Linked DNA regions of Homo sapiens: regions 1, 2 and 4 are each linked to region 3. A link is a loop called in an ENCODE intact Hi-C map of the cell type or tissue named here. Cell type or tissue: GM12878. All regions are shown on one strand.

The links. Peaks named below come from ENCODE experiments on the same cell type or tissue, not always from the same donor. Only the 100,000 strongest peaks of a DNase experiment are listed, where the experiment ranks them.
Region 1: it touches region 3 in a loop (4-fold over the local background); 5 of 110 quality-filtered maps call a loop at or near these places.
Region 2: it touches region 3 in a loop (3-fold over the local background); 12 of 110 quality-filtered maps call a loop at or near these places.
Region 4: a loop joins it to region 3, with 2.9 times the contacts of the local background. A loop is called at or near these places in 2 of 110 quality-filtered maps.

What each region holds. Positions count from the first base shown.
Region 1 is chr3:119,636,757-119,641,756 of GRCh38, reverse strand. No RefSeq gene overlaps it. Among named protein-coding and RNA genes, the nearest start is that of POPDC2, 21 kb to the left of the region's middle. RefSeq lists an enhancer at 2,448-2,957. In GM12878, no CTCF peak of the experiment used is centred here; DNase peaks (open chromatin) are centred at 2,656 and 3,426; H3K4me3 peaks cover 1,162 bases; H3K27ac peaks cover 3,531 bases.
Region 2 is chr3:119,272,098-119,277,097 of GRCh38, reverse strand. All of the region lies in intron 3 of B4GALT4-AS1 (B4GALT4 antisense RNA 1), which reads right to left. Among named protein-coding and RNA genes, the nearest start is that of ARHGAP31, 20 kb to the left of the region's middle. RefSeq lists an enhancer at 1,885-2,054. In GM12878, a CTCF peak has its summit at 1,968 (motif pointing left); DNase peaks (open chromatin) are centred at 1,997 and 2,159.
Region 3 is chr3:119,557,144-119,562,143 of GRCh38, reverse strand. It overlaps CD80 (CD80 molecule), which reads left to right and starts at 2,530. Exons shown (of 7, transcript NM_005191.4): 1 at 2,530-2,704; 2 at 4,216-4,515. The coding sequence starts at 4,416. LOC107986118 (a long non-coding RNA gene) reads right to left here and starts at 1,714. Exons shown (of 2, transcript XR_001740861.2): 1 at 1,399-1,714. RefSeq lists enhancers at 2,257-2,306, 3,077-3,136, 3,407-3,566, 3,928-4,222 and a silencer at 3,928-4,222. In GM12878, CTCF peaks have their summits at 2,467 (motif pointing right) and 2,846 (motif pointing left); a DNase peak (open chromatin) is centred at 2,467; H3K4me3 peaks cover 4,967 bases; H3K27ac peaks cover 5,000 bases.
Region 4 is chr3:119,320,460-119,325,459 of GRCh38, reverse strand. The region is part of intron 1 of ARHGAP31 (Rho GTPase activating protein 31); the gene reads right to left. It overlaps ARHGAP31-AS1 (ARHGAP31 antisense RNA 1), which reads left to right and starts at 2,700. Exons shown (of 2, transcript NR_046748.1): 1 at 2,700-2,846. RefSeq lists enhancers at 1,315-2,171, 2,172-3,029 and silencers at 1,993-2,342, 2,393-2,752. In GM12878, no CTCF peak of the experiment used is centred here; DNase peaks (open chromatin) are centred at 1,993 and 2,319; H3K4me3 peaks cover 2,473 bases; H3K27ac peaks cover 3,021 bases.

The DNA of each region.
Region 1 (5,000 bases), 80 kb before region 3:
CTTCAACATATATTTCAGTTATCTATTGCTGTGTAATATCAATCCCTAAAATAGTGACTTAAAATTGTCCTAATAATATGTGGTGCTCATGAGTGCGGGACCTGACTGGGCTCAGCTAGGCGGTTCTCACTCAGGGTTTCTCATGTTGTTTCAGTCAGATAGTGGCTCAGTCTAGAATCATCTGTAAGGCTTCTTTACTCACCTGTCTGGGAAGACTCAAACAGATGAGGGCTGAAACAGCTGGGAATCCTTGGGCATCTCTCCCTCTCAATAGTTTTTTCATTTTTGTTGTTGTGTGCTCTTTGTATGACTATACCACAATTTATTTATCCAATCTACAATTGATGGGCATTTGGATAGTTTCCACCTTGGGGCAATTACAAATAGTGCTGCTATAAACACTCTTGTACCTGTCTTTTGGTATACATATGTATACTTTTCTTGGATATATACCTAGGAATGGAATTACTCAGGCATTGGGTATGTAAATACGACCAATTTTTCTAAGTGATTGTACCAATTTACATCTCCACAAGCACTGTATGAGAGTTCCAGATGCTTCTCATCCTCAGCAATAGTTGGCATTATCTTTTTTTTTTTAATTTTAGTTATTTGGGCATGTTTAGCAGCATTTTTATTTTCCTGATGGGTTGAGTAGCTTTTCTTTCTTTTCTTCTTCTTCAATTTTTTTTTTTTTTTGGCCATATGGATATCTTCTATTGTGAAGTATCTATTCTTGTTTCTTTTTTTTTGTCCATTGCTCTTTCTTTTTTTTTTTTTTTTTTTTTTTTTTTAGACAGAGTCTGGCTCTGTCCTGAGGCTGGATGGAGTGCAGTGGTGCGATCTTGGCTCACCTCTGCCTACCTGGTTCAAGTGATTCTCATGCCTCAGCCACCCAAGTAGCTGGGATTACAGGTGTGCATCACCATGCCCAGCTAATCTTTGTATTTTTAGTAGAGATGGGATTTTGCTATGTTGGCCAGGCTGGTCTCGAACTCCTGGCCTCAAGTGATCCACCTGCCTTGGCCTCCCAAAGTGCTGGGATTACAGGCATGAGCCACTGTGCCCAGCCTGTATGCTTTTTCTTATTGACTTAAAGGAGTTATTCAAATAATCAGGTTAAAAGTCCTTCTGTTACTTATTGAGATTTTATATATATATGTATATATTCTCCTACTTTTGTGGGTATTGTTTTTCTCTAAATAGTATCTTTTGATGAACATAGTTTTTAATTTCAATGTAATGGTTTATCAATCTTTCTGTCTCTGATTTGTGCTTTCTGTGTCGTGTTTAAGAAATCTTTTCCTCCCCTGAAGGTACTCTCCCAATAACCTTCTAGATTTCTTATTGTTTTACATTTCAAAGTTAGACCTACAATCAACCTGGATTTGGTTTTTGTATATATGACTAAGGGCCAAGATTCATTATTTTCCATGTGGCTATCCAATTGACTGAGCACTCCCTATTGAAATGATTATCCTATCCCTACTAGTGTTCAGCTTATCCTTTGTGACAAATCAAATTTTCCTATAGATGTAGGTCTGTTTCTGAATTTTCTGTTGTCTGATGGTTCTATTTTTCTACCCTTTGGCAGTACCATCTGGTTGTAATTATTGTAGCTTTACAGTAAGTTTTGATATCTGGTAGTCTTCAAACTTTCTTCTTCAGCTCCATTATAATCTTATGGGACCACCATATGTGGTCCATTGTTTACCAAAATGTCATTATATGGTGCATGCCTGTATATTCTGAATTCGACTCACAATCTCTACTGCCACCGCTAATTTCAAGCCACCACTACTTCATTCTAAATTAACTTCAATGGACTTACAACCAGTCCTTCTGCCTCATAACCTACACACAGTAAAGAGGTCATTTAAACATATACAAGATCTTATCACTCTCTGGCTCAAAATTTGAAATGACTTCCTATCCCACTTAGAATAAAATCCAGACTTCTTACCATGTGATATTAGTCAGGATTGACTTATTATTACTTAAAAGCACAAAGTTTTATTTCTCTCTTACTCAAAATCTGAGTCTCCATGACTCATAATGGGCACTCCAGCCTGGGCAACAGAGCAAGACTCCATCTTAAAAAAAAAAAAAGTACACTATACATTGTAAATTGAGATTCAACATAACCTGGATGTGGTGCCACTCCCCAACCTGGAGGATCACCAAGGCAGGGCTGTCATTACACACCTGTGGTGTATAGCAGTGGTTTCTCAAGATGAGGACCTCTTTTAATCCCTTTTCCCCACCAAAGAATCAGACCTTACGTAGTGGAAGTTGTGCTTTTATTATCTAATGGTGTATGTAAGGCAAAAGACATTTGGATTTCAATAGGATTTTTAGATAAATTTATAGGTTTTAAAAATTAGCCACAACAGTCTCTTTATATGTTTGAAAAATAGCATTACATATATGTATAAAGCAAAAACCCGTGAGAGATCCTGGGGAGAAGAATTGCCTGGAGGGGGAAATTGAGTCCATCTCCAATGTTCAGCACCTCTTCTCTTTCTATTTTTGACCCCCTGGTTTCCTGTAGACATCCACACAAATCTTGAGGTAGAAGTGAAAACAATGCTGTCAGCAGTTTCACGTCTGTCACCATTGAATTCATGCCCTGACATGTGCCTCCTACTCAGAAAGTTATCTGGTGATTATATCACTTCTGTGATATCATCCTTCCTGAAAGTGTCCTTACCCAGCACATGACCACCAACTGTCACATGATTGCATCACTGCCACAGGGGAGCCCAGGACACAGCACACAAATCGGATTAGTCCAGCCTGTAAACTAAGCCTTTGCTTAATAGCCTGGAATTGCCCTCCACCCCTCAGCCCTCAGGCCTGAAATCCTATTCAGCCCTCAAACCTAGTACACATGTCCTCTCCCTACGCACACTCTCCTGGCCTTCACCTCGCCCTCAGCATTGAACAATCCCCTTCAGGACTCGCAGAGCCCTCTGGGATCGCCCCCCTCAGCTCTCATCCCTCGCTAGGCACTTGAGGGCTGGGGAAGTCTTACTTATTGCTGTGGCCCCAGCACCCCACACAAGGCCACATGTGTGACATTTAGTTGGTAATTCTTTTTTTTTTTTTTTTTTTTTTGAGACGGAGTCTCGCTCTGTCGCCCAGGCTGGAGTGCAGTGGCACGGTCTTGGCTCACTCTGCCTCCCGGGTTCACACCATTCTCCCGCGTCAGCGTCTCGAGTAGCTGGGACTACAAGGCGCCCGCCACTACGCCCGACTAATTTTTTGTATTTTTAGTAGAGACAGGATTTCACCATGTTAGCCAGGATGTAGTTGGTAATTCTTAAATGTTGGTTAAACTCAGCTGTTACCTGCTAGTAGGACAATTCATGTGCCCCATTCTGGCAAGGGTAAGGTTAACACTTGTGGTTTTAGAGACTTCTAGTTCCACTTTCCAGTTTACTTTTGCTTCTCTCCCTATTCAAACCAGCAGGAAAAGAGAGTAGTAGTTCAGGAGTTGTTGCCAAAATCCAGAGCCTTATCGGGGGAATACACAGGAAGGGACAGACCTCAGATGCATTTTAAGATATTGAGAGACAGAGTCTGAGTATAAATCATATACTGGGGGAAGGAGGCAAATGGCTTAAAATACTTTTTTTTTTTTTTTTAGCACTGTGATGTTCTGAGTCAAAGATGACTCAGGCTTCAAGCCTGGATGATTGGATCATGGTGGCAGCTATTACCGTAAAAAGAGGAGGAACAACTTTGGGGAAGATGTTGATTTGCTTTTGGATGGATTGAGTTTAGACTGTTGTCAGGACACTAAGTGGACACATAATGCAAACAGTTGCTTTCATAGATGAGGGTGAATGCTAAGGATCAGAGAGGATTCCAAGGCCTTCCTGGGGCCTAGGAAGACTCAGGCACTGGGATACTCTCATCACCCCCATACTCTTCTTAAGGGGAAGAAACCTACCTCCTCTGAGATGGTGGGGCAGAGGGGAGTTGTGATGGTCATCCCAGGGCTTGGGGTGTGCCCAAGAGTGAGATCAGAGATGTGTTTGAGGCTGTGGGGAGCAGCGTATGTCACTTTCAGAATGTCAGACTTGGGACCACTCAACAAGGAGATCAAGGGCTGGGTGAGAATTCAGCAATTATGGAAGATTTATGTTTCAATATAATATCCTTTTTCCTATAGAGATTTAAAACTTTTAAAATGTAATATTGACACATAAAATTTTAAAACAAGATGAGTATGTGAAGGCCATTCCTGACACTTATGAAAAGACATTAAGCTCTCCTTTAAAGTTAAGCCTCTCTGTGCCTGACCTTCTCTCCCTGCCTTTGTCTATGCCACTAAGATTACTGCCTTTAGTTCAATTCAAGGAGCTTTTATTGCATGCTTACAATGAATTATAGTGTTTTGGGGACACAGCGAAAGAGAAAATATAGCCCCTGCTTTTAAAGACCTTACAATCTCATCATAGAGGCCTGACATACATGCAGTAAGCTATTAACCACCATTGCAAGGCAGCATAGTTACTGACTGATAGAACATACGGGTGACCAGTTTCCCTGGGGAAGATAGAACTGGAAGTGGACCCTGAATCATTGGTAGAATATAAAAGTGGGGGTGGGTGGGAAGGAGAAGGAGCAAAAAGGCATGGAGGTGACATTGACCATAGTATGTTTTAGGGGAATGCTGGCTTCAGCACACTGGGGAAAATGGCAGATAATTTTTGTTAGGCAGAGTAGGGCCAGACTGAGGAGCCCTATTTAGCTAATACGTCTTAGTTGCAAGTGCTAAGAACCAACGTGAGCAGGCTAAACTGTATAACATGGTGGTTAGAGCTCAGATTCTGAAGTCAGATGGCCTTGGTGTGAATCCTGATTTTATCTATTGCTGACTGTAGTGGACAAGTTACTTAATTTCTTTGTCCCTGTTTCCTCATATGTAAAATGAAGTAATACATGGATTCACTGGGAGGATTAAATAAGATAATTTGTGTAAGCTAATTGGA
Region 2 (5,000 bases), 290 kb after region 3:
GCTAATGTTTTGAGTTGAACTGTGTGCCACCAATTTCAAATGTTAAAGTCCTAACCCCTAGTACCTCAGAATATGACCTTATTTGGAAATAGGATGGGTACTACTAATTAGTTAATATGCAGTCAAACTGGAGTAGGGTGAGTCACGAATCCAGTATGGCCGGTGTCATTATAAAATGGGAAATGTGGACATCCTCCCTGTCTACTTACACAGGGAGAATGACATGTGAAGATGTGAAGATGAAGGCAGAGATTGGAGCGACGCCTCAAGCCAAGGAGTGTCAGACGTTGCCAGCAAGCCACCAGAAGCTAGGGAAGAGACATGGAACAGATTCTCTCTCATAGCCCTCAAAAGGAACCAACCCTGCTGGCACTTTGATCTCAGACTTCTAGCCTCCAGAAATGTGAGATGATAAATTTCTATTGTTTAAACCACCTGGTTTGTGACACTGGCAGCCCTAGCAGATGAATACAGCCAACATAATTAAGGAACAGAACTAGCCCCCAGTCCTGCAATGTAATCTATTACTTTAATGATCGAATTGGTAGCAGTCAAACCTCAGAAGTCTTTCTTGGTGGAGCCCCCAGTAAATACCTGTATCTCTAGCTGGCACTGAGATTAAGCAATTTTATACAAATGCTGGTTTCAGCAAGGAGCTCCAGTGGAGGTAAAGGAGGATAGTTTCGGAAACAGCCAAGGATTCACCTGACTATAGAGGTTGCTGGGAGGTGGGAGGTTGCGGGGCTCCTTCCCACATGCTTTCATGTTTTCAAAGACTGTTCTTGTAGCACCAGAGACAGGAAGCTCTGTGGAGCCACTCTATCAGCCCTGTAGCCTCCCTGAGCTGGCTTCTCTGGCTCTGGCTCCCTGATCCTCCATCCCCACCTATGCCTCTGCAAGGGACTCAGTGAAGGAGCTATCTCCCTGCTACATTCTGGGAGCTGAGCACTGAAATTTTTAAGGAAATGTGCAAAGTCTGTTTACATACAACATTTATACATTTATTTGGCCAGCCAGTCAATAATTTACTAAGCATTGTCTGTATGCTAGGCCTTGGATTCGGTGCTGAGGACACAAAGTTGGAAAGACACCATCCAGGCCCTCATGAAGCCCTCGTTTTTGTGGCAAGAGAGAGATGCACTGTGCAACAAATGGTATGATGGGTATATTGAAGTTGGAGTACCTGATTGGCTGGCAGAGTCAGAGGGCCTCTTAGAGAAAGTGACCCTTGTGGAGACTTGAAGAGTGAGTAGTTGCTCCTGCAGATAATAGGGGAGAGGGTTTTCAGGACAGCAAGAATAGCATTTCTAGAGTCACAGAGGCGTGTGAGATCAGGACTTGCTCAGGGACTGGAAAGCAAATCAATGCGGTTGGGTGTGAGAGAGATTGGTGATATACCGGCTTGTCCATAAGGTGGGACTGTGTGTGTGATACCATTGATAGAGTTGATCCTTTAGTGGGGAGCCACTGGAGAATTTTGAGCAGTGCAGGCTCAACTACATCTGGCAGCAATGTAGGAGGCTGGGGAGGAGGGCGGAAAGCTACGCATTCTTCCTTGGTGCCTTCCCTCTCACGTTAGCGGAAGGTTGAAATGCATCCTGGATAAAATGCCGAACTTCCAGAATGGGACTACTTAGGCTCACACCCTATCCCCATCACTGGCTTTACTCCCACAAAGTTATGAAACCTAGATATGAAATCAGATGGTATAGTAAGGAAATTTAATTTACCTGCATTCATACTGTATTTTGCGTGGAAAATAAATCAGATTAGGTTCTGGAAATGGTGGAGTTATAAGTTTAGCCTCTATTCCTAGAAATGATTTGTAAGACCATCATCACAAAGCTAATTTGCATGCCCCTTAAACTGTATACAAAATCTTGGCCTTTTACGAATTGGCTTGAATTATTAAAGTGCCCTAGCCTTCCAGAAGGGTCACTCCAGTAATGGTTAACATTTGAGATGTGGGTTTGCCATCTAGTGGGCATTTTTGAATGTGTATGTGTTTTAAATACACATGCATCACACACACACACACACACACACACACACACACACACACACACTCTCAGAGTTTCCATCAGTAGTTCCTAATCTTTCTACCTCATCCCCAGCACTTAAAGGTCAGGATGGTACTTTGGACACATCCGCATTTGTAAAAGTGACTTAGTTTACATGTGGGAGGTATGAGGATGTTTTATGATGTGGGAATACCAGCATCACATGGAGGGTCTCTTCAAACTTTGTGTACTTCACATCTGCCTTTCTTGCTCCCCTGTGGCAATTACTAATCTAGAAAAAAGAGAGAGAGATACTTCACCACTAGAAAGGCACAGTGACTGCTCCATAGCAGATACTCGGTAAAAATTAGCTTCCTTCCTCTTCTCCCTATGACTTCTCTCATAAAAGCTATATTCCAAATTACAGCTTTAATAGTTTTGTGTGCACTTGGTGTGTAAAGCACTTTGTAGGCCCAGTGAATGCAAAGATGAATAAAACCCAGTCCCTATTTCTAAGATGCTTAGAGGAGAGAAACTCGTAGTTTTACAACTATATTCTAGCAGGCTATGTCTCAAATCTTTGACTGTAGTAGATTTTTTAGAAATAAGAATTTGGTTTTTCTTTAGAAGTAATAATACAATGATGCTGGCCTAGCATGGTGGCTGATACCTGTAATCCTAGCACTTTGGAGGCTGAGGCAGGCAGATTGCCTGAGCTTAGGAGTTCGAGACCAGCCTGGGCAACATGGTGAAACCCCATCTCTATTAAAATACAAAAAATTATCCGGGAGTGGTGGCACACACCTGTAGTCCCAGCTACTCAGGAGGCTGAGGCACGAGAATTGCTTGAACCGGGGAGGCAGAGGTTGCAGTGAAGCAAGACTGCACCACTGCACTCCAGCCTGGGTGACAGAGTGAGACTCTGTCTCCAACAAAAACAAACAAACAATAATGCTAGTTTTCCCAGACTAAGAAGAAGCATCCTTGTGATAAGGGATAAAATGAACATCAGGGACAGCTTGATTTATATTTGAAAGGACCGAGACTTAGAAGACAATAGGCCCAGAAAGAGAAGGGAGAGAAGTGGGGAGTAGAGGAAACTAGAGACAGTGTGGGATGCATTCTGTAAAGGTTTGAAGATGGGGGGAGAGAGTTTTAGAAGCAGCTACCATATGGTGTGAGATATTGAGAGGTTGGGCAAGAAGATTTTAAGAGGTTTTGTTATGTATTATAAATGGAATCCCCCTTTGATGCTTTCATGGCACTGAAGTAAAAATTTAAATTGCCTTTCTGTTATTTTTGGATATGGGTTAGTGTTTCTTTGGAAAATAGTACCATGCAGAGACAGGCTATGAAGTGGCTTAGCTTTATCTGGAAAACATAAATGTTCAGACCATAAAACTTTAAAAATAGATACATTATACTTTCCTCATGTGCCTTAAACCTAAAATTAAACAAAACCAAAATGATGAAATTGTATAAGGAATGTCTATTTTAACAGTAATACATGTACTTGGTTAAAAAATTCAAAAGTATAGAATGGCATTAAATGGAAAAAGAAAAACGTTTCCTGCTTTATTCTCCAAACCTCCCTTTCACCCCCATGTCTCACCACCCAAAGGTAACTAGCTTCTAAAGAGTTTGTTTTTAATTCTTTTTTCCCCAATAAGAATTTTTATTATTATATATTTTTTAAATTTTACTTTAAGTTCTGGGATACAAGTGCAGAATGTGCAGGTTTGTTACATAGGTAGACATGTGCCATGGTGGTTGCTGCACCTATCATCTGGTCATCTAGGTTTTAAGCCCCGCATGCATTAGGTATTTGTCCTAATGCTCTCCCTCCCCTAGTCCCCCACCCCTCGATGGGCCCTGGTGTGTGATGTTCCCCTCCCTGTGTCCATGTGTTCTTATTGTTCAGCTCCCACTTATGAGTGGGAACATGGTTTTCTGTTCCTGTGTTAGTTTGCTGAAAATGATGGTTTCCAGCTTCATCCATGTCCCTGCAAAGGACATGAACTCATCCTTTTTTATGGCTGCATAGTATTCCATGTATATGTGCCACATAGTATTCCAGGTACATGTGCCACATACATATACACATGTATATGTGTATATGTGCCACATTTTTTTTATCCAGTCTATCATTGATGGGCATTTGGGTTGGTTCCAAGTCTTTGCTATTGTAAATATGCTGCAATAAACATACATGTGCATGTGTCTTTGTAGTAGAATGATTTATAATCCTTTGGTATATACCCAGTAATGGGATTGCTGGGTCAAATGGTATTTCTGGTTCTATATCCTTGAGGAATCGCCACACTGTCTTCCACAATGGCTGAACTAATTTACACTCCCACTAACAGTGTAAAAGCATTCCTATTTCTCCACAGCCTTGCCAGCATCTGTTGTTTCCTGACTTTTTAATAATCACCATTCTAACTGGTGTGAGACGGTATCTCATTGTGGTTTTGATTTGCATTTCTCTAATGACCAGTGATGATGAGCTGTTTTTCACGTTTGTTGGCCACGTAAATGTCTTCTTTTGAGAAGAGTCTGTTCATATCCTTTGCCCACTTTTTGATGGGGTTGTTTTCTTCTTGTAAATTTGTTTAAGTCCCTTTTAGATTCTGGATATTAGCCCTTTATGAGATGGGTAGCTTGCAAAATTTTTTTCCCATTCTGTAGGTTGCCTGTTCACTCTGATGATGGTTTCTTTTGCTGTACAGAAGTTCTTTAGTTTGATTAGATCCCATTTGTCAATTTTGGCTTTTGTTGCAATTGCTTTTGGTGTTTTAGTCATAAAGTCTTTGCCCATGCCTATGACCTGAATGGTATTGCCTAGGTTTTCTTCTAGGGTTTTTATAATTTTTGGTTTTCTGTTTAAGTCTTTAATCCATCTTGAGTTAATTTTTGTATGAGGTGTAAGGAAGGGTAAGGTGTAAGGAAGTTTCTGTTTCTGCATATGGCTAGCCAGTTTTGCCAGCACCATTCATTAAA
Region 3 (5,000 bases):
AGAATTTCTTTTACTTTTATTACAGTAAAGCCAAGGATGGATTTACAAAAAAATAAGTGGCACTAAAGAATTTACACTGAGGAGCAGTAATTCCTGCTTTATTCTTCTCCAACCCTGGGTCTGCTCCTCAGAACAAACTCATTTAAAGTTTTTTTGTTTTGTTTTGTTTTGTTTTTGAAACAGAATCTTGCTCTGTCACCCAGGCTGGAGTGCAATGGCACAATCTTAGCTCACTGCAACCTCCGCCTCTGAAGTTCAAGCAAGTCTCATGTCTCAGCCTTCCCAGTAGCTGGGATTACAGGTATGCACCACTATGCCCAGTTTTTTGGTTTTTTTTTTTTTTTTGGAGAGCTGGGGTTTCATCACGTTGGCCAGCTGGCCTCGAACTCCTGGCCTCAAGTGATCCGCCCACCTCAGCCTCTCAAAGTGCTGGGATTACAGGCATGAGCCACTGTGCCCAGCCTCCTTTTAAATCTTTTACTTGGTTTTGTTTTGTTTTGTTTTGTTTTCCAGTAATATAGGTATTCGGGTTCGGCTTCCTTTGCCCGTCTTCATCCATCTCACCTCCAGTGTCCAGAAATTTACCTTAGAAATCTGTGGTCCACAGGTCATGCTCCTAGACACATTGTAGGAGGAAGAGGAATTAAACACATCCCATTAGTACATAATCTTGGAAGAGAAGCCTTCTGAATTTTACAATCAGGATTGGGGAAACTCTGTAAAGTACCTTCCTGGTGTTCCTTTCTTCCAGCCTCTTTGATTAAGTCACATCAAAGCGCTAATGGCAAAGTTGTTTAATGTGTGTTTCTCCAAGGCAGGTTAGGATTTCACTGGGATTCTTAAAATTTGAGGGTGTCTGTGATCGTCAAAATTTGTATTCATGTAGTCCCTCATGAAATTTCTAAAACTCGGCTGGGTGCAGTGGCTCATGCCTGTAATCCCAGCACTTTGGGAGGCCGAGGAGGGTGGATCACAAGGTCAGGAGTTTGAGACCAGCCTGGCCAATATGGTGAAACCCCATCTCTACTAAAAATTTAAAAATTAGCCTGGCATGGTGGCACACGCCTGTAGTCCCAGCTACTCAGGAGGCTGAGGCAGAAGAATTGCTTGAACCCAGGAGGCGGAGGTTGCAGTGAGCCAAGATTGCACCACTGCACTCCAGCCTGGGCGGCAGAGAAAGACTTCATCTAAAAAAAAAAAAAGAAAATAAATTTCTAAAACTCTGTATTTCTTTGCTCTTTTAAGTTGACATCTATAACTTTCTATTACTTTAAATACCTGGAAAAAAAATCACTTCCAGTGCATTGTAATAATGTATCAAGTAGAAGTGGCTAAAATCAGTGAAAACATTTCTTTGATCTGAATAAATGTTCAAGAAAATAGAAAACATGAACTTACCTCCAATCTATGTTCCCTTTACTTGAAAATGTAATGTTGATCTACTAGAGGTAAGGCAGGAATTGTCACATCCATATTCCTTGCAACTATTCAAAATATGCATCTGAGACCAGAACAAGACACAGGTGAAGAAGGGTGCTCACTAGGCCCCTTCTGCCAATACAGAAGGAGACAGTGCAGTGGAGTCCTTTCATAGCAAGTTCTGCCTTCATGATTTCCAAAGCTTCAGTATTCCAAATCTCAGGTGAATAGGGTGGTATCCACTAAGCTCTGCCACAAACTTGTTGCTGAGATGAAGGAAGCCGCCGCTGTAGTCAGTATTTCTCACCCACACGGTTTGCTCTCTTTCTGGCTGGTGTGGGAAGGATGGCGTCTTTTTTTTTTTTTTTTTTTTGAGATGGAGTCTTGCTCTGTTACCCAAGCTGGATTGTAGTGTTGTGATCTCGGCTCACTGCAACCCATGCAAGGTGCTGTCAGGTTCCACCTGTGCAAACAAGTACACTGGTCCAGCATGGGTCAGCTGCTCACTCACAGGGGCTCCAGAATCCTACAAAGGGACACACAGGGGTGGGTGGCAACCTAGTTGGAAATGGGAGTGATGGGCATGACTAAAGTCTTCCTCATCCCACCAGAGGCGCACTCAACTGTGGCTAGGGTGACCAGAATTCACTGTCCAGCGTGGCTGGCAGGAGCCCACTCTCTGAAGATGGTGGGATTCAGAGGTGGGAGTAGAGTTGGGTGGTCCTGTGAGCTGAGCACTCTCCCAAAAGTGTCCCCTACATATGAGGTTGACAGCTTATTCCTGCAGGGACTCAGGAGTAACTCTGGGTGCTAAAACAAAACTTGAGACCAGCACAGAAACAGCCAGCCCATGAAGCTGGCCTCCCATCACACAGCAAGGCTAGCCAGATGCCCCTCACTCTTCTCGGGCACCATTCTTCTCCTCCCCTAGGCCGCCTGGTGCTCGTGGTGTTTCATGTTTGTTAGTCCATGCACGGTGGTGAGGGAGGCTGCTGTGTGATTTGCCCCAGCCACAGCCTCTACAAAAGCAACTAGAAGAAGACGGCAGCAGAGGGCGCTTCTTCAAACACCCTGTCCAACTCCTGGCACTGACAAGTACTGAGTGAACTCAAACCCTCTGTAAAGTAACAGAAGTTAGAAGGGGAAATGTCGCCTCTCTGAAGATTACCCAAAGAAAAAGTGATTTGTCATTGCTTTATAGACTGTAAGAAGAGAACATCTCAGAAGTGGAGTCTTACCCTGAAATCAAAGGATTTAAAGAAAAAGTGGAATTTTTCTTCAGCAAGTAAGTACATTTACTATTATCTTACTATGGGATAGCTTGGTAGAACTAGTTACCAGCAACCTCACTGCTTTTTAAACAAACAATACCTCTGCTACCACCTCCTGGATCCAGGCTTGCCCTCAAAGGAACCCTTAGGGTCTCATTCCCACAGGAGGCTGTGGCTTCCCGACATATTTGGAGCATCATAGTGAGAATTGTGGCCCATTATTTTAAAATATCCTAGATCCTAGCAAATATTGTTTTTGTGGGCCGTATTTGAATTTCTCAAGCCAGTAAAATTCTAGTGAAAGTGGGAAAATCGCTTGAGCTCGGGAGGTTGAGACTGTGGTGAGCTATGGTCACGCCACTGCACTCTAGCCTGTGTGACAGAGCAAGATTCTATCTTAAGAAAAACAAATTCTGGTGAATAAGTCTCTTTTAACTAATCCTGTCTAAAATGGATGATGGCTAATAAAACAATATGGCGTGGCTGGAACTCTAGCTCTAGGGTGGTCTCCAAAGAGGACACTCAAGCATTCTCTGAGCAGCACGGGGCTGTGTCCTGGTAGCAGCCTGAAGGGGTGACAGTGGAGCACAGTGTTTATTTTCATTTCTCAATTTTGACATATTTACTGGAAAAATTAATCCCTAGCCACCTCACATGACAGTACATAATTTTTTTTTTTTTTTTTTTTGAGATGGAGTCTCACTCTGTCGCCTAGGCTGGAGTGCAGTGTTGCAATCATCTTGGCTCACTGCAGCCTCCACCTCCTGGATTCAAGCAATTCTCGTGCCTCAGCCTCCCAAGTGGCTGGGATTACAGGCACCCACCACCACACCTGGCTAATTTTTGTATTTTTGGTAGAAATGGGGTTTTGCCATGTTGGCCAGGCTGGTCTGGAACTCCTGGCCTCAAGTAATCCGCCCACCTCAGCCTCCCAAAGTGCTGGGATTACAGGCGTGAGCCACCACGCCTGGCCCTGGAGTACATAATTTTGATAAGTAACGTCTGCAGTGTCTTTTTTTCCCTCCCTTTTTATGGATAGACTTTTCTGGTTATTGAGATCTCATACCCCTTTATGATATATTATTTGAGTAGAGGGTTTAAAGAATTGAGATACTTGTTTTCTTATGTTAATATGTCAAGAAAGAAGTTGTTTCATAACTTAGGTCCTGCCTTGGACAAAATACACCCTTACTGTCTGCTCTATGTTTCTTGGTATGTTCAGAAGAGGATTTGAACTTTTGCAGGTTGGCTAACAGATATGGAGGGTCCTTAGAGCTCTCCTGTTTCTAACCAAATCTTCACCCCACCTATTAAGTAGAAAGCCTTTTCATGGAAGGGCTGTGGTTGGTTCTTGGAACTGGTCCCCTCACAGAATTTCCATTCGCTTTTCCTCAGGGTCACGCCCTGCTTTAGAGGTTGCTTAGGTTAAGCTCTCCAATTAATTTTAGCAGGCAACTCGAGAGTTTTGCAACTCAAAGTAGGCACACCTTCCTTCCTGAATGACTTTTATTTGTTCCTTTTTCAGGCTGTGAAACTAAATCCACAACCTTTGGAGACCCAGGAACACCCTCCAATCTCTGTGTGTTTTGTAAACATCACTGGAGGGTCTTCTACGTGAGCAATTGGATTGTCATCAGCCCTGCCTGTTTTGCACCTGGGAAGTGCCCTGGTCTTACTTGGGTCCAAATTGTTGGCTTTCACTTTTGACCCTAAGCATCTGAAGCCATGGGCCACACACGGAGGCAGGGAACATCACCATCCAAGTGTCCATACCTCAATTTCTTTCAGCTCTTGGTGCTGGCTGGTCTTTCTCACTTCTGTTCAGGTAAGCAACTTTCAGGAACTTAACTGAGTCAACTGCTACAGGGTTAAGAGAAAGGACATGGGGTTCTCTGAGCTGCTCCCTTCTATTATCCTATAAGCTGGAAGGAACCTTCAGGGTGTTTTCAGAAGATTTTAAAGATTAGAAGACTGTGGTCCAAAGAGGTTAAAGGACCTGCCTATCATCACACAGCAAGTTAGCAACCAAGTTAACTCAAGAACCCAGGCCTTCAAGGAAGCGTGGAAGGGACAGTGTTATTTTAACAAAACCATACAGCCGATTCATAATGGTCTCTTCCATGAATATTAGATGCTCATTTACATTTTGTGATGTGCCGATACTGGCCTCGGAGTCTAGTCCCAAACTATGTTTTCATGATACAGCTCAGCGAAAGTGTCCTGCTTCTAAAATTGAACAATGGTGATCTTCTTTCCAATCTGAAGGCGGGAGAGTAGTTGAGGACAATTCCTCTTAATGACATTCATCTT
Region 4 (5,000 bases), 240 kb after region 3:
AAGCCTCCTTGGGCAAGCCACTAAAATATGTTGCCTGTAAAGGGGGAACAACATCTCTGAAATCAGCCTGTAGAGTCACAGCGTCTTGGGAAGATCAACAGAGATGATATGTGAATGTGTTTCTAAAATATTAATGTGCATGACAGCTGCGATGGTTTCCTATCCTAGGACAACCATTTCAAATTTAAAAATCTTCCTTTCCCCTACTTCCCACACAACTAAGTAAGAATTTTAAGCAAAATTTTATCTTAGCATCCAAAAAAGATGAATATGCATGTGTAGTATCTGTGTTGATATAGGTAGGTATGATTCAACAGTTACAGCTTGCTGCATCACTAGTTACTAGAAGGCAGTGATTCTGTGACTTGAAGATATTTTAATTAGCACCAAACACACTGAGAGTGTTCAATAAACATTAACCAATGAGGCCTAATTTAAGACGGCATCATATAAGTCCACACTATGCCACTATTGACATGAGGAGTACTGCTTATTGCTTACCCAAATGACACATTTTCACCTTTTAAGTAAAGTATAGCACCTTCATTTAGCCATTCCGCTGATCTGCAAACTGAGAGACCAAGAGACCTTGGTTTATTCAAAATTGGTTCTCTGTTTTACTAAAAGGAGTCGTCCATTAAAAGTTATGCTCAATACTAAATACCAGTTAGAATAGATACAACTGTGCTGCCTTCACCTACACTAAGGGCTAGGGGTTGAGAGTAGAGAAAGACTCCTCTCCCCACTCTTTGTTTTTCCACGTCTATCCTTAAACATTCTTTGAGGATCTGATTCTCGAAAGGGTTTTTGTTGTTTATGTTTGTTTGTTTGTTTCTTTTAATAGCTACAAATCTCCTTGGGAGGGACAAGGAACCTTGATGTGAACCACATGTGGAATACAGCAATGGTACCCAAGCTTTTTGGATTTCACAGATCAAGTTTAAAAGATTTTGGGGGATCTACCTAGGACTGCTAATTTTTTATTTTTCTGAGAGAGGACATCAACCAACAATAACTATCGTATTTCATAACAGAATGGACAATTCAAAATAACTAAAACTATGAAGCATATAGTCTTAGAATAAAGAATTGTCCTGTTCAAGAAAGGACAAGTGTAACCTTAAAATTGTTATAATACATCCGGATAAATTTATTACATAGATGGCCCTACATTTCCTATGGGTCTGCGGTTGTGAGCCACTGTTCTAGACGGCTAGGAGGGTTTGAAGTGAGTTGAGAACCTTTACTGTCCTGAAGATGGGGTAGGGGCTAGACAAGGGTATATTCTAAAAAGAGGAAAGCGCTACTGTAATAATCTTGCCTAGGATTACATACAGATGGGCATAACAGAGTCCCAGGACTTCACCCCTTCGGTGTAGAGCAGGGATGGCAGGGATGGCAAGAGCCCCACTTAGGATACCTGGAAAAAGAAATCTCCGCAGCAAAGGGTCCTTGTGCTGACTTTTCTTTTTCATTTACGAGTGTACCCTCTGTCTCCTTGGGGGCCCACCTTCTTATTCCCAGCAGGAAAGGGGAAGGGGGAGGACAGGAAATGTGGAAACCGCGTTAACAGCCTGATTGTGAACCAGCACTGCGACTGAGATGCGAGGAGGGAAGGACAAAAGTCCCTCCCTCGCTTTTCAAAAAGTAAGCCACAAAAGTTATAGAAACATTTTCTATTAAACATCATCTCCATTTTGCAGAGAACCTAAGGCTCCGAGGACTTGCCCAGGGCCATACAGCCGGTGAGCCCCAGGGCTCAGCCACAGCCCAGGTAACGAGGACAGGGCTTGCTCCAGCCACCATTGGCTGCCTCTTCGGCCTCCCTCTCTCAGGTGAGACAGTATGTCAGGTGAGGCAACTGAAACAATGTCCCTCAGTTCGGATGCATCCTCCCTCTTCGTTTCCTGTCATGAGACAGGTTTCTCCTCTTCCTGGATGTGGTTAAAAAAAAAAGAAGAAGAAAAGAAACAAAAGAAAAAAGGAAAGAAACGCAAAGCAAAGCCAAGCCCAACGTCTTGGCTCTCAGGGTTGCACCTCCTTTCTCTACCCGCGGGGTCTGGGCCGGCGGGGTGTGGCCGCAGCCCTGGGGCGCGAGAAGCCCATCCGGGCCCGAGGTGCTGGGCGGCCTGGAGCGCTGGCTGCCCCCAGGGCCGGCGGCTGTCCCTGGGGTTTCCCCGCTTCTGGGCTTTCCCCGCTTCTGGGCTCGGTGGCCGCGCGGGCGGGCGCCAAGTGACTCAGCCGTCCCCGAGGGCGTTCCGGGAAGCGGCCGGGGGCGCGGGCTTTCCTGTCGCCGCAGCGTGTGAGTCCCCAGCGCCGAAAGGGGATCAGAAACCGCTGGGCGGAGCAGCGGGAGGAAGCTGCGGCGCGCAGAGCAGAGTCAGCGCCACCGTCTTTCGAGCTGGAGCGGAGGGAACGTGGCCTTGACGTTGCTGAAGCTGAAGCGCCGGGCGGGCGCCCGGACCCCGGGGCGGGGCAGAAACGAGTCCGTTCCCTACTGCGGGGCGGGGGCAGGGCTGGAACGGGAGTTCAGGAGGGACAAGGACGTGGAAGGAGCCCAGCAGAGGGCACCCGGGACCCCCGCGGCCGGGCCGAGTTTGAAGGGAGCCCCTCTCCCCCTCCCCCTGGCGGAGCCCCCTGTAGGGTCTGACCTGGTGCCCCGCAACAGGAGCGGGAGGAGGAGCAGGCCCAGAGCGGCCGGGCCCCAGCCTAGAGGGGCGCTCGAGGGGAAGCGAGTGAAGTGAGGGCTCCGCCAGAGCAGCACCCCCTTCCCCGCCGTCCCTCCCGGACTGGCCGGTTCTCGTCAGAGATTCCTTTGTCTTCGACGCTGGTCCCTCCACACCAAGGTGGGAGGCTGAGGTGGGAGGTGGCAGAGCGGTGGGAGTGGGAGCAAGGCCGGAGCGTGGGTGGAGGCGCTGGCCGCGGGCTTGCAAGGATGGCACAAGGGAGACATCCAGGACAAACCATGGGGAACACAGCTGCCACTGAGAGAAGCTGCCCGGAGGAGGAAGGGGCTGCAAAGTTCAACCACCAGGCAAGGCAAGTCCACGAACAAAATCCCGGCTCTAAAAACAGAGCAGCAATTGTCACTGTGGGTTAGACGCTTTGAGTTACCTCTATTTTCATTTATGTCTAAGATAAATTCAAGAGACAAGGAGAAAGTCAGGAGGTTAAAATTCCAGCCTCTGGTCCCAGCTCCCTAAAGCCAGCTCCCTTCTTGTCTTTGCCAAAGTTTGCTTCTATGAATCAGTAATTAACCCCCACTTTTTTTCTTATGTCAGAGTTCCTTCAGTCACAACCAAGAGAGTTCTGACTAATAACACACCTTTTAATCCAGCAATTTTACTTCTGGGAGTTTATTCCAAAGAAATATTACATAACAAAAGAGCCATATGCCTCACAATATTCACTGTGGGCTTGTTCATAAAATTAAAACAATCATAACTATAAATGTCCAGTAATGGAGGCAGGGAATAAACTGGCATATTTATATGATAAACTACTATGGGCCGGGCGTGGTGGCTCACGCCTGTAATCCCAGCACTTTGGGAGGCTGAGGCGGGCAGATCACCCGAGGTCAGAAGTTCAAGACCAGCCTGGCCAACATGGCGAAACCCCGTCTCCACTAAAAATACAAAAACAAGTTAGCTGGGCGTGGTGGTGTGGGCCTATAGTTCCAGCTACTTGGGAGGCTGAAGCAGGAAAATCACTTGAGCCCGAGAGGTAGAGGCTTCAATGAGCTGAGATCGTGACACTGCACTCTGGCCTGGGCAACAGAGCGAGTCTCCGTCTCAAAACAAAACAAAACCTACGGAGCCTTAAAATGTTATATGTAGGGTTTTATAACTTGAATAAAGACTTCGGTTATAAGAAAGCAAGACACAAAATCATATATATATATAATATATATATACACACACACAGTGTAATCACAATATGAAAATGTACATAGAAAAAAAACACTTGAAGGAAATCCACCAAAATGTTACATCTTTGGGTGATAGAATTACATACAAGTATTTTTTTCTTTCTAAAACATTTATGTATTTCCCAATTTATCTACAATGAGGATAAGCATGTATTATTAAAAAGTATGAAAACATTGATTTTAAAATTTTACATATATAGTATATAATTATATATACATAATACATATATATATACTATATATATATATATAGTATATATATATATGTGAAATTGCTGCTGAATAGGAAATCACCGGGCCTGGGTGAAAGATGATAAAATTTACTTGAGCAATTTTTCCACTAATTGAATGATTTTTCTGCAATTTAAAAAGGGTATATGGAAGTTAAAGAGGATGGGTCAATGTTTATACATCTGTATTAGTTCGTTTTCACACTGCTGATAAAGACATACTGGAGACTGGGCAATTTACAAAAGAAAGAGGTTTAATGAACTTGCAGTTCCACATGGCTGGGGAGGCCACAAGTCATGGTGGAAGATTAAAGGCACTCAAGAGAAGAGAGAGCTTTTGCAAGGAGACTCCCGTTTTTCAAAACCATCAGATCTCGTGAGACTTACTCACTATCACAAGAACAGCCCGAGAAAGGCCTGGCCCCATGATTCAATTACCTCCCACCAGGTCCCTCCCACAACACGTGGGAATTCAAGATGAGATTTGGGTGGGGATACAGCCAAACCATATCAATGTCCAAGATATTAGTGAAAGGGAAGGGCATGCCACAGTAGGCCAGAGGAGAGAAAACATCTGAGTTTTAGAATACACAAAAAGAAAATGATGAGATCGCAGCTGATTCTTGATTGGTGAGGACTTGCTGGTTTGTGGGCAGAAGTAATGGAACTTTTAATGGCAAAGGGAAGAATACACTCAAACATTATTTAAGATAGGAGGTAAGGGAGTAATGGGTAAGGTTACTGCATCATGAAAAGTTTTGTTTACAATGGGTTTACTGTATTTATCAGGATAATATTTTTTAATCCTGAAGAATAGGTGTGCAAAATGAATTTAACATCTT